Linked DNA regions of Homo sapiens: region 1 is linked to region 2. Evidence: chromatin contacts called from ENCODE Hi-C data. All regions are on one chromosome and are shown on one strand. The core of a region is the stretch at or near the end of the contact, and the rest is flanking DNA. Distances in the headings are between cores, read along the strand shown.

The links. Hi-C counts contacts between places; a loop is a spot of excess contacts on that map. Pooled maps may share reads with other maps.
Region 1: a loop to region 2 is called in a map of CD8-positive, alpha-beta T cell, with 10 times the contacts of the local background. The contact joins the promoter of LINC00667 here to the promoter of MYL12B in region 2. A Hi-C loop is called at or near these places in 1 of 168 maps with a recorded cell type or tissue (CD8-positive, alpha-beta T cell), 2 of 37 single-sample maps with no recorded cell type and 12 of 50 pooled maps.

Annotation. Positions count from the first base shown.
Region 1 is chr18:5,235,647-5,240,553 of GRCh38, forward strand. It overlaps LINC00667 (long intergenic non-protein coding RNA 667), which reads left to right and starts at 2,454. Exons shown (of 3, transcript NR_015389.1): 1 at 2,454-3,403. LINC00526 (long intergenic non-protein coding RNA 526) reads right to left here and starts at 2,383. Exons shown (of 1, transcript NR_026849.1): 1 at 1,078-2,383. It also overlaps the pseudogene LOC100422274. RefSeq lists a silencer at 2,400-2,569 and an enhancer at 2,790-2,969.
Region 2 is chr18:3,260,506-3,264,853 of GRCh38, forward strand. MYL12B (myosin light chain 12B) reads left to right here and starts at 1,628. Exons shown (of 4, transcript NM_033546.4): 1 at 1,628-1,732. MYL12-AS1 (MYL12A and MYL12B antisense RNA 1) reads right to left here and starts at 1,854. Exons shown (of 4, transcript NR_130145.1): 1 at 1,548-1,854; 2 at 767-825. RefSeq lists an enhancer at 1,024-1,073 and a silencer at 1,284-2,173.

The DNA.
Region 1 (4,907 bases), core at 1,204-3,703, 2.0 Mb after region 2:
CGATAGATATAAAACTACACTTAAAAAATAAAACAGGTATGATAATGATTAACCCAAATCTCAGGTTAGTGGTTAACTCTGTAAAGATGGGATAGGGGAATAACAGTAAATTCAACAATCTAGGTCTTCATATGGGCCATAGATTCAGGAGTGTTTGCTTTGTTTCATTACTTAAAAACAGACATTGCATACCTATTGAAGATCTGTCATATATCTGGCCACGTTGTTTTAAAATTTTATTTTCTAATATATACCTACAAAAGAATATATGTAGCTATCATTAGTCAGTGGTAGGCACATCCTGAGTGTTTTGAGCATGACTGCCTAGTCTCGTTATTTGCTTCATAAATTTCATGTAAATTATAAAGGACAAAGTAAGAGTTCATTTTGGCTTTGCAACTTTAAATGGCATTTTGATACTACCTTTAGCTCCAGATAAATTCCATAAATTATACTGACTCGGTAGATGGCTTTCCTTTTTTAGAAGAGTTGAATATAATGACATGTTCCTTTTCCCTCAGCAAAGAAAATAACGTCTAGCTATAAAGGAATAGGCATATACTACATGTTCTTCAGATCGAGCCTCAGATCTGAAACGCAGTCTTACTTAACCTCTGCATGCATCCTTCCTTCCGTTTAAGCATTTGTTAAAAAATGGAAAGCATTTCTATTTTCTTAACTTTTTCTTTCATTTAATGTCTTTTTTAATTTAGAGTTTATTTGAGCATCCAGTGATTCATGAATCAGTCAGCACTAGACCACAAGCAGTTCAGTGCTCCACTGTGGAGGCAAAAAGGGAAAACTTTTGTAAGATGTTTGCAGACACAAAACAAATAAAAATATTTGGTTAAATTGGGAAGTCCCTAGTGAGAAGTTGGTTGACAGTTTCTAGTTGGTTAAGCTTAAGTTTTGTTTTCTGGATTTAACGTCTTGTTTCTATAATTATAAAATGAATACAGTCACTTCAGAAACCTAGAAATGTATAAAGTAAAAATTTTCCACAATACTCCACCCAAAGATAACTTTTTTGAGTATGAATTTGTTCTTCCTCAAAATACGCGTTTTAAACAATTGATATCAAAATGCATCTTGTTTATTTGGCTTTTGAAACTGTTATAACACAACTTATAACATTGGAAATACATTATTTTATTAATACAAAGTAGTTTTCATAGTAAAATACCAAATTAATTAAAAGGCAGAATGAAACGTACCATATACATGTAGACGACAAATGAAAACTGTCAAAGTATCCTTCTCTCTAAAAAGCCACAAATTACGTTCTTTGAAGTAAGTATTGGGTTTTATTTCCTAAACTATACACATCAATATCACCTCCTGAAGCTTTTTACCCAGTTTCACGGTTGGTATTTCGGACATGCAATGTTCCATGCTGTCAAACTTGGAATGCCTCGTTTGGATACAGGGAGACAAAGACTTGGAGACCCAGAAGCCTGAAAGTGGTTCTTGACCGACTTTGTCCACTCAAATTAAGGCATCATGCAGCTGGTCATCACTTACATTGCTGGTTGCACGCAGGCACACACACACCAGTGCTCACAGCCAGCACTTGTTAAGAATGGTTGAGCTGGACCAAATGGTATACGTGTCTTTCATCAATATAAACATGGACTGCATTCATCTGGACACGGGCCTTTCCCGCCTACCGAGCCTGCCCACCACCCGAAGTTTAAGCTCATCTTGGAGGACCTGACACTCAGGAAGCCGTCTCCCGTTGTTCCACCGGCTTTGTGGCCCCAATGTCTGTATAAGCTGCTGATTTGCCTTGGGAAAACAAACCAGCATCGATTTCAGAGAAATTACTGGATAATTTGCGCTGTGAGGCGCCTAGATCGCAAGGCGCACTCCGCAAATGACAGCCGCTCCCGTGCACTTGTCCAGTCATTCGGGTGGCATACTGTCCGGGTGGAAGCCCGCCAAAATAATCCATTTGGAAGGGACGGAGGGCTTCGTCAGAAATTGCCTTCTTGTAGCTATGAGACATTGAGCAAAACAGATAAGAACTGGGGCAATGGAGGCATAAACATTAAGGCTAGGATGTATTTTTGGGGAGAAAGCGGCGGCTAGCAGGGACGAAGCTCAACTTCATGCGCCGCGCCCCGGAATGCTTTGCCTTTAGCCACTAGCGGAGCCGCCCGCCTGAGGGAGCCCTCCGGGAGTGAGCGCACGCAACCGTGCAGTCAGATTCCTCCGCCGACCGCGGCCCTCTCTCCTCGGGCTTTGCCTTCGCTCTCTAGCTTTTCTTCTTTCACTCCCGCTCGCCGACTCCAGCCCGCTGGGCTCACGCTCTGCCGGACACCAATCCCGGCGGCCCTGCCCGACGGAGCTCAAGGCTAGGCCTGGCCTTGTCCGCGGAGTCCGCCCCTCGCCGCCACCGGGATCCGCCCCCGCGCCGACACGCACTTCCGGCAGCGCCGCGGCCGGGAGGGACCGAGCGGGGAGCAAGGCCTGCGGGGAGGCGCAGGATGGACGCGTTGGCTGTCATGATGTAGGACCTCCTGACCTAGAACCATGCCCGGCGCAGGGAGAACAACGAGCTTACGGACCGGGTGCGGGGGCTGCTGTGCGAGAAAGCCTACCTGCTGGCCCGGGAGCGTTCGCCGGCCCACCTGGTGGCTTTCCCTGGACGTTTAACGGCGACTCCGCCCGGCCTCCCGACTTTTTGATGCAGGCGTTCTCTTACATGACTTTCTTCGAGGCTAGATTCTCGAAAGACATCCTGAAGGTGGCTTTCTTAATTAGCTGCCTCACCGGCTGGCGGAGCAGTTCGTAGTCGCCTACATCGAGAGGGAGAGCCCCGTCCTGGCTCAGTACTGGGGCTTCGTGGACGCGCTGTAGCGGGTCTTCGCCGTCGTGGGTAGGAAACAGTCGGGCCGGATCCCCGGTGTCTGGGGAGCGGCTGCCGGCCGGGCCCGCGCGAGCCGCTTCACTCCTACAAGCCCGGCTCACTAGTTCCAAGCTGCTGGACTTTGACCCTCGCTGGGAAGCTTGATCGCCGCCTGTTCTCGCCAATCTCTATGCCTTTGCACTGCCCAGCAACCCGGTCACTGCCCAGGACCTGTTAAAAGTTGAATGGACCTCCCAGAATCACGCCGCTGCCACCGCCGTTTCTAGAGACGGCTTTTGGCCACCTTTGAGAATCAGGGTCAAACTTGGAAGGGCCTGCATTTGTCACACTTCCTCGGACACTAATTTGGATAGTTCAGGCCCAGAGACGGCTTCCCGGGTTAGTGTGCCTGACAACACTGAAGAAAAATTGTGACATTTTCCTTCCCCAGAATTACTTCGTTTTATACATTTCACTTCTCTTCTGAAATCACAGCAATGCCAGTTTGCGCCTTTTGGTCTGAGGAACGCAGGCCCTGGCCACTACCAGGAAAAAGTATTTACTTTTAAAACTTGAATGTATATCTTTACCGTATGCCTAGTACAGTAGTGCTTGGAAGAAACAGATTAGTAAGACAAAATATATGTCTTCAAGAACACTTACGTTCTGAGAAAGAATTCTGAATGCAGATTCTAATGTCTGGTAAAATGCTTTACAGTGTAAAGAATGCATATATGATTCTTATTTTATGGCATTTTAAACTTTCCACCCCACGGTTTTAAAGTGTTAATATATGTTAAAAATATATGCAATTTATAAAGGAGAAGGAAAGCCCAGCTTGATTTTTGCTGCCAAAGATGGTATATTTAAAATTAAACGTAACTAATGGCAAAAAATAATGGGAATGGTGCAGTCTTTGAGCTGTATCCAGTTGGCATTATTCTCTTGGACTAAAAGGAATAGTATTAACTTCCTCACTTTGGGTAAGCCACTTTAGATTTTTGGGCTGCAGTTTTCTCAGGTAATTAGAGACTTTATATTATGAAAGTTTGGTTCACAATTCTTTGAGTCTCTTTTGGGAACAAAGAAGGTAAGAGGAGGATATGTGCCCTCCTCTCAATCAAGGGGTTTCTTGAAACCCTCTAAGGAGAAAAATCTGAAACTGCCTTTCCTAAAACGTTCATGGGTTTGTCATTCTGATGATCAATATCGTCCCACTGAAGTATCTTTTTGAATTCCTAGTTAGGAATCTTTATGTTAAGATAAACTGATCACTCTCTCCTTCGTGGACAGTTTATCTACCTAAAGATGATAGGGGAAAACACTGTTTTTGAAAGACGAAATAAAGACATGTTGTAGCAGTTATTTTATTGCCAGTTAGTATTACAAAAGTTCCTAAGGAACTCCCCATTAACTTGGCCTCATATGAACTACGCTTGAGTCCCGTTTTAAATTGAGTCTTGATCGTATTTACTGACAGTTTCAAAGCAGCGTTTTTTTTTTTCCTCCATAGTAAAAAACCTACAGGATACCACCACCAAAGGAAAAAACAAGTTTTTTTCAGTAAACCTCACAAGAGCATACATTTGATAGAATACACGGATTTTCTAATGAAAGCTCGCCGTCACCATTTTATAAGTCAGAACATGAAAGTCAAAATATCTCATACAGATGTCTTTTTTTTTTGAGAAGGTACACAAGGCTTGCTTGTAGAGATGGAGTTACATGGAGGGACAGAAGGTCACTGGTCAGTGATTTTAGGTTTTTATACTTCTGAAAACAGGTAATTACAGATTCTGATCAGTTTATCATTTTCTTTAGTCTTTTATTTTCTGCTGAATGCTCTCAAGGGAACGGATCCATACCTGTTTATCAGGCTCACCTGGAAGAGCCAAGTCATCCACTCAGGTCTTCCTCTGGACCTGCATAATTTCCTCATTTACTAGATTGGGTTTCTTTTATGTGTGGGCTTTTAATGCTTGGTATCTCTGGTCTTCCTAATATGTAATGCTTAGCATAATAATTTTAGCCATTATTCATTTTTGTAGTAGGCTTCACT
Region 2 (4,348 bases), core at 378-2,877:
ACTGGTGCGGTGTCTCTCACCTGTAGTCCCAACTACTTGGGAGGCTCAAGTGAGAGGATCGCTTGAGGCCAGGAGTTCCAGGTTGTAGTGCATTATGATCACGCCTGTGAATAGCCAGTGCATTCCAGGTTAGGCAACATAGGGTGACCCCATCTCTAAAAATAAAACGTATCAAATACAACTGAGGAACTAAATTTAAGTTTAGCTGCATGTGGTTAGTGACGATTGTATTGGACAGCACAATTCTAGAAACTTTTTTTTTTTTAATTTAGACTATCGAACCAAAACCTAAGAGTAAATATTGTAGAACCAGGTGTGACTTTTCAGCAATTGCTTTTCTAACACTATTGAGAAAATACACACAGTTATGAACCGCGTTTAGAGCTGTGCTGCTGGGATGGCGACCACCCCATCAGCATCATGTGTGCTTACCAGAAATTCGAATTATCCTCCACCCCTTACTCACTGAATCCTGATACCCGGTTTTGAGGCTCAAAAATGTTTTTAAAAGCCCTGTTATTATGCGTGCTACTGTTTAAGAACTGCTACAGAGTGCTGAACACAAGGTCCCTCTCTTCTAGGAATTTCTGATCAAAGATTTCTAGAATATAAACTCCCTAAGAGGCTTTGAATTCATCTCTCAGCATCCGGCACATGTTAAGGCAGTAAGAAGAGTTCAATAAAGATTTGCTATTAGATTGCCGATCCTCCACCATCCTGAAGTAATGCTATTTTAGTAATGCTAGATGAAGTAATGCTAGATTACCTCAAGGTGAGGGAAAATATCCTGAAGAACACAGCCACAAACACGATCTAGAACAAAACCTGAAAAACGTAGCTTTGTGTTTTTATTTGTGTGTGCATGTATGTGTGTGCGTTGCCATTTTCTTGATAAAGGAAAGCAAGTAGTTCGAATAAAACTTTCTTGTGGCCAAAAGGGGAATCAAACAGCCGTAGGCTGCGGCCGTAGCCTGATACGGCCGTAAACCTTATGAGGGTAAGCAGAGAGGAGTAGGTTAAAGAATTTAACTCGGGCTGTAATGCGGTTTGAAAAGAGAAAGGGATTCTGGAACGGAGAAGAATCCGCCCAGGCGCCGCCCTCACCTTCTCAACATTACATGAGACGAACCCTAAAACCTGTCTTGTCTGAAATTCAAATTTAGAAGAACTGTACTTTTACTTGCTACATCTGGCAACTCAGGGTTCGGCGCCAGGGGACCCCAAATCCTAGGCGGATCGCGCCCCGCCTGGGTCAAAGGGGACCCCAAATCCTCGGCCGATCGCGGCCCACTCGGGTCAAATTCCAGCGGCCTGCCCAGCCGCGCCCAGCGGGCCCAGGAATGCGGAAGGGTGGCGGAGCTACCAAAGGAGCGGGGGACGAGGGCCGGGCTGCGGACGACCGCCGCAGCGCAGGCCGCGATATCGCAGCGGATCGGAGCAGGCCGGAGGGGCAATTAAGACCCCGGCCGTGTGCGTCCGGCCTCAGCAGCCCCGCCGCTCGGCGGACACGCAGACCCCGCCGGCCCGGGCGCGAACACTCAGCGCACCCCCGTTCCACTTGGTCCCGCCGCGCCTTCCGGTGCGCCTTCCGGTGCGCCTTCCGGTGCGCCTTCCGCTCCGCCCCTTCAGGCAGGAAGTGTCGGCGCCGCCACTGTCCGGCCACAGCCTAACGCTCTTCGCTGTCGTTTGTGGTCTCGCGCAGGGCGGCCCCGGTTCTGGTGTTTGGCGTCGGGTGAGTCGCGCTCGACTCTGCTCGCGAGACCCCTCGGGCCGCCGTCTCCGTACCCCCGCGCCCCCTCCCGTCGCGCGCCTGCGGCCGGACCCCGCCCCAGGGCGGCCAGGCGGCGGCAGGACCTGTCAGACTGGCTGAGAAGGGGGCGCGGGGCCGGAGGTGGAGGGAGGAGGGTTGGCGGCGGGAGGAGGGTTGGTGGCGAGGCCCTGGCCCGGACGTCCAGGGGCCGGGAGGCTGCAGGCGATGGAGCCGGTATGGGGAGACGCCCTGCTGGAGAAGTGGCCGGGTCCCGGCCGTGCGTGGGCCGGCCCTGCGCCACCTGGGTGACCTCAGACACCTGGGCCTTGGACGGCCCGGCTGCCCGGCGGCCAACGCCTGCCCTCCCGGCGCCGCGGCGGGTCCTGGCGGTGGATTGGGGCCGACCCGGGCGTGTTCGTGTGGAGCACCTGCCCTGTGCCCAACACTATCCTAGATGCTTTGGAGGGTGGAGGAGCCTCCTGTTGCACGGTCTTGCCTAAGGTGAAGCCTCCAAGGAAGCCATTAGCATGCCGGTAACCGAGTGTGTGGTTGATACGGGCTCAAATGTGATGATTTACATAGAGTTGTAATTCGCTCAGTGTGTCTTGCATCTTGTAAAGGTTTAGTTTATTCGTGTTGATTGAAGAAAGGACCATTAACAGAAATAGGGAAAGGTTACTTGGAAAAGAGTCGTGACCTCACTGAAGGCCTTGGATTCAACCTTAAGAGGGAGAACTTAGCGTTTCCGGCTAGATGTGTGGGAGGTGGTAACGAGCAAAACTCAAAAGCTGGGAATTGTGTCCTGTGAAAAGCAGGCCGTGGGGACACCGGCGGGTATGGAACAGAACTGTAATGACTAATAGTCGGAAATAAGGGTAGATAGGTAAGTAGGACCTTCTTATGGATGTCTTGAAAACTTAGGAGAAAGAAAAGATTATCTAAGAAGCCATAGAGAGTAATTTTGGAGTCTTCACTAACGGAGTAATAAGAAAGGGATGTTTAGAGGATTCGTTTGGCCGCTTTAGTTTAAGGTAGATTTGGAATGGTCTTTTGGTAAGAGAAGAATCAAAGCATTTAGAATTCAGTAGGACCTGATAGATTACCTTGTGAAGGCTTTGCGTTTTATAACTGAGGAAAGTGAAACCCAGAGAGGTGAGGTAATTTGTCGAAGGTGGTGGACCCTCCTGGACTTTATAACTAAGAGCACTTTTGAGTGCTTTAGGCTCTTTTGAGTGAAACAGCTTTTATGATGGCTGACTCGATGTTCGTTTATGCTTTGATGAAACTAAGCTTGAACAAGATGAACTGCAATTTCTGAAGGACAGATGTCCAGACAAGAGTTGCTAGGGTTAGGAAAGAACAGGATTTAGAGCCCCGACATGGGGCTAGTTTTCCCTTTCTCCCAAGATTCAAAGGCTCCAGGTATATCTGGGGATGAGTTTATCATACCCTTTTTGCCAGCATCTTTGTGATCTTCCTTCCTCATTCTACACATTAGCTTTGGGGTGTCATTGCTTGTTATGCCCAGGTATCCACATTTTCATGGTAGAGAATTTCAGCTGCCTGTATGCAGGATGTTACTGGCTAGTGGTTCAAGCTCTGGAGCTAGATTTCCTGAGTACAGATCCTGACTGAGCTCTGCCATTTTCTAGCTGTGTGGCAAGTTGTTTATTCTCTTTACCCTGATTTTCGTATCTGAGAGAAGAGGATGATAACAATACCTATATGATGAGTTGTCGTGAGGATTAAATGTGTTAACACATACAAAATGCTTAAATCAGTGCCTGGCACATCTTTAGCACCCAGTTGTCCCTGGTTGCTACTGCTTCTTCCAGGTATGGAGCAGTGGGTAGCTACTAAGTTTCCTTAGGGATCTCTTGGGGAAGAGACTGGAACCATAGGTAGACCGTAGAGAAAAGCCTCATGTTGGAATTCAGATCCGGGACCTACCTTGTAATGAACATATATGTGTAATTCTGTTTGTGACAGGAAAGAACTATATATGTATATACACTATATACAACTGTGTATACTATACATATATTTATACATATATATATGTATTTGCTTAACTAGGATTATTTGAGCACCTGCCATGTGCAAGGCACACTGCTAAGTTCTGCAGTCCAAGGTGGAAAGGCAAAAGGCAATAAAAAGAATGAATATGGCCAGGCATGGTGGCTCATACCTGTAATCCTAATGCTTTGAGAAGCCAATGTGGGGGGATCATTTGAAGCCAGGGGTTCAAGACCAACCTGGGCAACATAGCGAGACCCTGTCTCTACCCTGCCACCCACTCCTTGCAAAGTAGCTGTGTATGGTGACTCATGCCTGTAGTCCCAGCTGCTCGAGGCTGAGTCAGGAGGATCACTTGAGTCCAGGAGTTCAAGGCTACAGTGAACTATGATTGTGCCATAAACCCAATAAGAGAGGTGAATTTCAAAAACATTGTATTGAATGAAAGAAGACAGGCATATATATGAATATATACTGTACAATTCCATTTATAAGAAGTTCAAAAACAAAACTAATCTATGGTGATAGAAATCTGAACAGTGGTTGCCTATGGGAGATGGTGATTAACTTGGAGAGAATTTT